Regions from separate parts of the Homo sapiens genome. Here regions 1 and 3 are each linked to region 2. The links are chromatin contacts, found by Hi-C or POLR2A ChIA-PET in ENCODE. All regions are on one chromosome and are shown on one strand. The core of a region is the stretch at or near the end of the contact, and the rest is flanking DNA. Distances in the headings are between cores, read along the strand shown. Region 1 has its middle 54 kb from the start of RUNX1. Region 2 has its middle 90 kb from the start of RUNX1. Region 3 has its middle 130 kb from the start of RUNX1.

The links. Hi-C counts contacts between places; a loop is a spot of excess contacts on that map. ChIA-PET counts read pairs that join two places held with the same protein, here RNA polymerase II (POLR2A). Pooled maps may share reads with other maps.
Region 1: a pooled map shows a loop between it and region 2 (2.3-fold over the local background). The contact joins two enhancer-like sites. A Hi-C loop is called at or near these places in 1 of 168 maps with a recorded cell type or tissue (PC-3) and 9 of 50 pooled maps. POLR2A ChIA-PET finds 5 or more read pairs at or near these places in 10 of 52 experiments (OCI-LY7, PC-3, activated CD4-positive, alpha-beta T cell and 5 more).
Region 3: a loop to region 2 is called in a map of mammary epithelial cell, with 6 times the contacts of the local background. The contact joins two enhancer-like sites. A Hi-C loop is called at or near these places in 5 of 168 maps with a recorded cell type or tissue (GM12878, PC-9, mammary epithelial cell and 2 more), 1 of 37 single-sample maps with no recorded cell type and 6 of 50 pooled maps. POLR2A ChIA-PET finds 5 or more read pairs at or near these places in 5 of 52 experiments (B cell, OCI-LY7, PC-3 and 2 more).

Annotation. Positions count from the first base shown.
Region 1 is chr21:35,101,742-35,104,748 of GRCh38, forward strand. No RefSeq gene overlaps it. Among named protein-coding and RNA genes, the nearest start is that of RUNX1, 54 kb to the left of the region's middle. Within about 2 kb of position 1,395, at least 6 of the 41 ENCODE cell types and tissues checked have a DNase peak (open chromatin) inside an H3K27ac peak, as active enhancers do.
Region 2 is chr21:35,137,532-35,140,231 of GRCh38, forward strand. No RefSeq gene overlaps it. Among named protein-coding and RNA genes, the nearest start is that of RUNX1, 90 kb to the left of the region's middle. Within about 2 kb of position 1,265, at least 5 of the 41 ENCODE cell types and tissues checked have a DNase peak (open chromatin) inside an H3K27ac peak, as active enhancers do; they include PC-3 and mammary epithelial cell, where a contact is called at or near this core.
Region 3 is chr21:35,177,178-35,180,197 of GRCh38, forward strand. No RefSeq gene overlaps it. Among named protein-coding and RNA genes, the nearest start is that of RUNX1, 130 kb to the left of the region's middle. Within about 2 kb of position 1,759, at least 2 of the 41 ENCODE cell types and tissues checked have a DNase peak (open chromatin) inside an H3K27ac peak, as active enhancers do; they include PC-3 and mammary epithelial cell, where a contact is called at or near this core.

The DNA of each region.
Region 1 (3,007 bases), core at 145-2,644, 36 kb before region 2:
GAACTATCTCTTCTCTTTCTTTTAGGGGGTGACAGGTCTTCTTAATACTCCAATTAATGAAAACTGACTCAAAGTGACACCTTCAGTGCTCTGTCTCAAGCACTGGTTACAGATGGACCTACTCTCAGAGCCCTGAAATTTCCATGGAAAAAGTGATACCCACTTCTCACAGCTAATGTTCCCACATGGACTCCAGTTCCTATCCCCTACTTGCATCCTTCAGGGTCATGCCTTATTAATCATCTCATTATCTTTCATTTCTAGTAACTTTCGTTCTATTGCCTCTTCCCTCTAAGCACATATAATAACTATGTTTAAATCTCCATCCACAAACCAAATTAAAAATAAGAACAAAGCACAAAATTCATCCTTGATCTTATATCTTTCTATACTGTCCACTTTCTCTTTTGCTTCCATCACAGGCAAATTTTTGGAATTAATTAATGCTCTCCCTCATCTCATAAACCTTCTGGGGACCTTGTTTCTGTTCCAGCATGCCACTCAAACTATCTTTAAATTACTGGGACTTTCCTATTCTCATGCACATTTGTTTCATGTTCTTCAACTTCTACAGGTGCTTTGTTGGGAGAAATTATCTCCTAGATTTCTATGATAGTTTACTCCAGGTTAACTCTTTCCTCCTCCCACCATTTCTTCTCATGATCTTCAACAGGTTTCTCTTCCTCTGCTTTTCTTTAAAGTGTTTCTCAATCCAAGAGCCCTATCGGAATCCTGCAAAACCTACCACTGAGTTCTCCTTGATGAAGTGTTTCCTAAATGAATCCCTTAACCAATTGAACTCTCTCATTTAGAGATACCCAATACTATGGAAATTTACCATCCTGATCATCATTTGTTCTTTGTATACTTTCCTTATCTGGCCCATGAGTTCCTCATGAGCAGGGTCATGGCCCTATGTCTGGTTGTGGCTTACAGAGAAGACAGCCAGTCAGTACTTGTTTAATGTAACCCAGTTGAGCTGTTATCCTTTCTCTCTGTTGTCTGTTTACATTATATATTAGCTGCCCTTACAGAAGATCTGTCCTGCCTTTGTTCTTTTACTTGACTCTCATTTTAGGTCTTAGCAAATTTTGCAAACTTCTTTGAAGCACAAAGATTCTCAACACTATTTCTTACTTGCATTTATGTTCATCTTCTTTCCTTTTTTTTTTTTTTTTTGTACAAGTGTTCTTACGTCTGACTTTACCAGAGAATTTCCTGTTTGGCTACCTCTTGAGATACTTCCCCATTTTCTTCCCAGTCGGGATTGTGCTATGAACAAGGACCCTTCCCTCTCCAGACTTGTTTCATGCTCACGTCTTAGAATTCCACCAATCTTTGCTCTAAGCTTTTAGAGTTCTGCCTCCTCAAAAGGCGGTCACCCACCTGACAATACCCAGCTCACCCATGGTTGGCTGTGGGAGGCTCTAGAGTAACCTGCTCCTTTTATCTCCAGGGCCCCCGTCACTTCCTCCTTGGTTAGAATAGATCCAGAGAAGCAGCTCTGCCTCGCTTCCTCTTTGGACTGAAGTCGATTTCTAGCAGCTGTCCCTGTGGGCTCCCTGCACCCGGGCCCCTCCCTCTGCAGTCACCCAACCTCTCTGGCAGCATCTGTGCTGTTTGATCCATGCCTGGAAAACATCAGTGCTTCCTCCATCTGGATGGGTGGTCTCCAGCATCGTCCCACTCTCCCTCCCTCCTTTAATCTTCAACCAAACTCTCTGTGCACATTCTTCCATCATGGTCACACATTTCACTCCAGGTGTATATGGCTTTGACTGGCTTAGCTATTGATCCTATTTCTTTTGAACATGGCATTTCCTAGACCTTGGTGTTCTAGGCCAATTAAAAACCTGCTTCCTTATATCCTGGTGAGGGCAAATAATGGTGTTTACCTTCCTGCATTAATATCCAACATGCATTTTATTTGTTAACTATATTTTATCCCTACTCATTTGGTACATGAACATAATCACTCATTCTGTGCCTCTTCAAGTTATTCCTGACTGTGAATTACTTGACACCACTAGTATTATTTTTCTCTGTAAACTTTCCCAATATTTATTTGATACTACACATTTTGCAGAACAAAGCCTCGATTATTTTTATTCTTTATTTTTTAATTTTGACTTTTAAAGTTCCTTATTTTCTATTTATTATTCTATTGTTCTATACAACAAAGTTAATTATTACTGTTAACTTTTTTAAAAAAAAACTTTTAAGTTCAAGGGTACAAGTGCAGGTTTGTTACACAGGTCAACTTGTGTCATAGGGGTTTGTTGTACAGATTATCTTATCACCCAGGTATTAAGCCTACTACCCAACAGTTATTTTTCCTGATTGTCTCCCTCCTCCTACCTTCCAAACTCCAAAAGGCCCCATTGTGTGTTGTTTCTTTCTGTGTGTCCATGTGTCCTCATCACTTAACTCCCACTTATAAGTGAGAACTTGTGGTATTTGGTTTTCCATTCCTGTGTTAGTTTGCTAAGGATAATGGCCTCCAGCTCTATCCATGTCCCTGCAAAGGACATGATCTTGTTCTCTTTTATGGCTGCGTAGTATTCCATCATGTATATGTACCATATTTTCTTTATCCAGACTATTATTTATGGACATTTAGGTTGATTCCATGTCTTTGCTATTGTGAATAGTGTTGAATAACTTAGTTCAGCCATTGTGGAAGACAGTGTGACATTTCCTCAAAGACTTAAAAACGGAAATACCATTCAACCCAGCAATCCCATTACTGGGTAAATACCTAAAGGGAGAACATTATTTTTTATTACTATTATTATTTGACCATTTTGGGAGGTTATCTTCACGATTTATACATGATTTTCAGGAACCCCTATTTCAGTACAATAATTTATGATGCAGAAAATTAAATCCCGTCCTGAGGATAATAGTAATAGTAGTATTAGTGGCAACAGCACTAGCAATAGTAGTAGTTATTCTATTAAATATCCAATACATATTTATTAAGCACCTATTATGGGCCAAGCACCCT
Region 2 (2,700 bases), core at 15-2,514:
TGTGTTTTTGAGAGCCCCCTGAACTTGAAATTGATGTCAGAAGTGAAGGTGGTTTTGTAGACACTGTGGCTCTAACTTTGCAGTTGGATAGAGGTGGCAGGAGTTCACCTGTATTTTTTTTTCCCCTAAAGTAGGGTCTAATTCACCCCCATCAAGAGGTGTATTCTAGAATTTGCACACGGACCCCTTTCTTTCTCATTTCTGTGCTTTTTAACAGAACCACTAACTCTTATACCCTCTCGGCCATACATTATCCACTCACATTATTTTCATTTGAATCACATACTCACGTTAGTAATTCCTTCTTACTTGTAGCTGATGAAGTTTGTTTGTTTATTTATTTATTTATTTATTTATTTATTTTAGGTTCTATTAACATTGACATACCAGGCCCCCAATACATGTGAGTTCTCATCTCTATTAGTTTTCTGGAGCTGCCATAACAAAGTACCACAAATTGGGTGACTTAAAATAACAGAAATTTATTGTCTCACAGTTCTGGAGGCTAGAAGTCAGAAATCAAGGTGTCGGAGGGCCATGCTCCCTCTGAAAACTGTAAAAGAGGCTTCTTCCTCATCTCTCTCATAGCTTCTGGTGGTTGCCAGTAGCAGTACTGGGCACTCCTTGACTTGTAGATGTATTATTCGAATTCTCTGTCTGCACATGGCCCTCTCCCTGTCTGCACAAGGCATTTTGTTTTTTTAAATAAGGACAACTATCACATTGGATTAGAGACCCACCTTACTCCAATGTGACTTCATCTTAACTCATTACACCTGCAATGGCCCTATTTCCAAATAAGGATACTTTCCATGAAACTGGGGGTTAGGACTTCTATACACATACACAGATGTGTGTGTGTGTGTGTGTGTGTGTGTGTGTGTATAGGAGGACATAATTGAGCCCATAACCCCATCCATTTCCCCTCATGAAAGATAAAGCTAAGTATGTGAGCTCCTGCGCCTCAGTTCCTTCCTCTGTGAAATGGGAAAGATTATATCACCACTTCCCATCCTGGGAAAGGATGAGAAGAGATACAGCCTCTACATGCACAGCACTGGGCACACAGTGCAGAAATAAGAGCTCATTGTCTCTGGGAGGACTGTTTCTAAGTAGGGTGTTTTCTAATGCATTTAAGTTCATTAAAAGCCAAGGTGTGCAACGACACTCCCCTCACCTGTGCTTTCTCGTCCTTCTGCCACCAGGTGCCAGGGGAGCCAAGAAGAGCAAAACCAAGGAGGCATTGTTTCCTCCAGAGCCTCATTCATCAACTCGCTCTGAACAGTTAGCACGCTCAGACAGTCATCTTCTGCACCTTGCCTTTCCCTGTGTCTTGACTGAGGGCTTATCTGAGAGCCTTTTGTTCAGGCTCATAATTATTCAGTGACTCAGGAGCCCACAAGCATTACCCACGGAGCCAGACAAGACCAGCAAGCTCTGAGGACCACCTGTTCCAAGTCATTTCCTGTGTGGGCGGCAACTTCACAGGGCTGAAAATACGAGTTACGGTAAAAATGTCTTCAACCCTGGCGCGCTGGATTGTTGAAACTCGATGGAATCTTGCTTGATTATGTTCAGGCCAGACACATTTCATTATCATTCTTTGCATATATATTAAAAACTCTAACCCCTTTACAAACAAATGTTCTCAAGGGGCAGACAGCACACCCTTGCCTCATGACATTGCTCTAATAGAGAAAACACCCCAGTGTTTCACCCATTAGGTCAGATCCACGAACACAGAGTGCAGTTGGGAAGGATGTGGGCAGTAATGAAGGTGGTGCTTTTTGCTCCTGTGGGTGCTATGGACAGGTGAGGGTTCAAGGATATTAACAACAAATTTTAAGCCATACCTTACACTACATTGGAGCTTAATCAAATTCTCTGTTCACAGTATGCCTAAATTGGCCAATGGAACGGAAAAAAAAAAAAAAAGCAACCCACCCCCAAGAGTTATTTATGTCATGTAGACAAAACCTGGGTTCGTTGACTGATTATTTCCACTCTCTAGTGATGGTCGTTGCATTTTCACTCTGAGTTGAATTGCTGCATTTTTCCATAAATATATCTGCTCCTCTGGAAGAAGCTTTGTTGCTTAGCCTTATTGCCCTTCACGTCTGCCTTTCTGACCTCATAGACTGTCAAGTTCTTAGTTGGTGACTAAAGTATAAAAGTAATTTCTTTCTCTCTTTTTTAAAATTATTAAAGCCACACATGCTCACTACAGAAAAGTTAGAATGTAGATATGTGTGAAGAAAAGAAAAATTAGCCATTAGGCCCACAATCTAGGGAAAACTCATTTTGGGCATTTGGATGGCTTTAATATGCATTCACTATTAAATGATGAATATGATATTATACATAGTATACTAATATATTATGATGATGGATCAGTGCTGATGTGTTTTAACATAAATGTATATGTTAGTAATGCTGCTGTTTTATCTTAACAGTTTTTCAAACTTGCATTGTTTTGCCCTTCAGCTAAAAGGGTAGGGAATTTGCTAGGGATATAAATTCATTAATCATAAAAATTATGTCATAACAGCCTGCACAGAAATCACAATAGGATGCAGGACATAGATTAGACTAGAGTTGAGATTCTTGCCCCAACCACAACTGTTCAGGCTTTGAAAAGAAAACAAATCTTTTTTTTTTTTTTTTTTTTTGAAATGGAGTCTCACTCTGTCACCCAGGCTG
Region 3 (3,020 bases), core at 509-3,008, 40 kb after region 2:
CAGGATTATCCCTCATCTCAAGACCTTTACCTTAATCACATTTGCAAGGTCTCTTCCACTGTGTCAGGTAACATTTTCACAGGTTCCAGGGATTAGGGTGTGGACATCTTGGGGAGCTGGAGGATATTATTTCATCTACCACACACATCTCTACCTTGTACAGGCAAGCACTTGCAAAGTGCAATGTGATCCTCTGGAGCCACTGTCCTCCCAGAGCTTATATATACTCTGAAAGTCAACTCTCAGACCACAGCCTCCTGTCCATGCACCACTCTCATCAACACCCCCACCCGAAACACTTTCACTCCACCCTCTTTGTCCCCTAACTCATGGAGAAGAAAATCTAATTAGTAGGAGTGGAATTTGGCTTTCATCTTTACCAGTACTAGAAATATGGTGTGTGTCTTTTTGTAAAAATTCTCTCAACTAAATTGTTTTTATTAATTTCTGCAAAATGTGAACATCAACTCCCTTCATGTGAATGTCAATAAGATTAAATGAGCTGTCTCAGCTCCTAGCCTGTGCAAGCTAACAGCTCAGGAGATGTTTATTTCTTTCCCTCTTCTTTCCTTAATGAAGCCCTCTCCTTTGACATCTTCAATTCTGGAGCGCTTCTTTTCTGAGGCCTTGGCTCCCCCACATTGCCCACCCTTTTCCTGCTCGTCCACATTTCTGGCTTCTATTCTCTTGTCTTTACCATCTCCCTGAACAATGTTATCCGTTCCAATGACTTCAACAGTCTCTCCGCTTACATATGATGCCTCTCAAACTCTGATCTCCAACTCTTCCAAAGAGCTCTGGACCTTTGTTCCAATTACCTGAAAAACATCTTCTTGGATGTCCCATTAGCACTGTTAAATCAAACAAGAATTTCCCTCCCTCCTGCCTTGCTGTAGTTCCCCTAGGGATTCGGTTGTGTGGGAAGATGTGTGGAGAGCTCTTAGTTGACTCCCTTCTCTGCAGTTCTACCTCTCTAGAGACTTGGAGGACCCACTGTTTCCGCCTCGCTTTTTCAGGCCTAGAGATTGCTCGCTCCTGGGCTGGCTGCTTCATAATTCCTTATTAGTAGTTTCCCAAGCTTACATATCTGTAAATATTTACTTTAGTTAAATTCTCCCCAATTTCCACAATATGTTGGCTGCACATGCTTTCTACTAGGAGTCACACAACTATGATAAGAACCAAGAAATATTAGTAAACGTTTTTTACCATTATTGGCCTATACCCTGGAATAGCCAACAATAACCTAGAACCTATGCAACAAGAATATCCAACAAGAACCTAGAGACCTGTCAGTCTATAGGTGGGAACTACAGGATGAGATTATTTTGTGTGTGAGCCACCATTGTGGAAAATGTGCCTCTACAGGAGCCTGAGATTACCTTGCTTTGTGTTGTGTTCCTTACTTTTTTCAAAGAGTTCCTCTATATCTGCTGATGAAACTCTTGAGGCTTGTTTTGAAGCAAGTCATAGGTTATTAATGCCCTACCCCATTTCTCATGCTTTTGCCCAGGAACATTTCAATGGCAAATACATACCTTGGGCCCAAGTTTGCAGCTTCTCAGTCATCTTTCTTCTCCACTGAGCTAGGAGCACTCACTCTACAACAGATAGTTTTTTATTTTTATTTTTATGTATTTATTTTTTAACCCTTACAACTTTTCTTTGGCAGATTCCTGAAGTAGAAAATCCAACAAAAACCCTCTGATTACAATGGAATGTACCAGCTCATGTTGGAAAAGGTCACTCCATTGCATGACATCCTGTGACACATACAGAAAATCAGCTTAGTCAGAAGCATGTGTCATATGAGTAACATTTGGACCTGAATTGAGCATTGTGCAGTATAGCTTCAGCAGGTGCTCCTATCACTCTACAGTACCCCGTGTCAAATGGGCAATGCCAGATGATGCCAAGAAGCCCCAGTGAGTGAGTGCAGAAAAATCTCCAGTGTCTGCCTGTTACAAGTGGTCTCTGCACCCAGTACACTGCAGTGCCCAAGAATGAGACCATGTCCAAAGCCAAATGGGGGAACACCAATTGAAAAACGGAAGCTGTGAAGGCCAAACAGGGGAAGCACAGAGTGTTGGCCTTAACTTCCCTGAAATTTGTTCAAGCAGCTTTGGACATCACAAAAAGACAAATCAACCATTGGCCCATGGTGGAGGAAACACTCAGAGAAGGGACAAACGGAGTCAAGTGTGACAAGGGGCAAGTGTGAGGCTCCTATTTGAGATTCTATACTCGAGGTAGTAATAGATGATTTGTCTCCAAATTCCAACAGCAGAATATATGTAAACCCTGAATTAATCTTCATTTGGAAAACAGCATTTCGTGAATAATTAAAAATAAAAGGAATAAATGTTACCTTCAAGTGGGTGGGAATTGACTGAGAAGGAGCATGAGAGAACTACCTGGAGTTATGGGCTTGTTCTATATCCTGCCAAAGATTGAATTGTACATATGCATGCATTTGTCAAAAGTTTAGAATGATACCTGTAAAAACTTTTGCATTTCACTTCAGGCAGTTTTTTTTCCTAAAAATATACACAAAGAAACATTGAACTATTGCTAATGATATGCACATAGAAGTGTTTACAGATGACGTGTACTCATGCCTGCAACTTGCTTCAAAATACAACACAAATAACATGGGCTGATGGATGGATAGACAGATGGATAGAGAACAGTTAGATAATAATAAAGCACATCTAACAAACTAATTATTGCAGATTCTAGGTGGTGGGTGTGGGTATTTTCTGTACAATTCTTTTTATTTTTATGTTTGAAATTTTTCATTTAAAAATGTTGGAAAAAAAACTAAAAGAAACTGATAAGAGAAACCCTAGGGCTTCTCATAGAGTTGAAAATATTTCAACATAAATGCCATTAATCTGAAAAATTATCAAAATACTTCTTTTAGAAATGCAGTCCATGACACAAGTAATCCAATTACCCTCAAACTAAACCTGGTCATAAAAACTGGTCCCTAGGGAGATCAACAGGTATTTACATAGGAA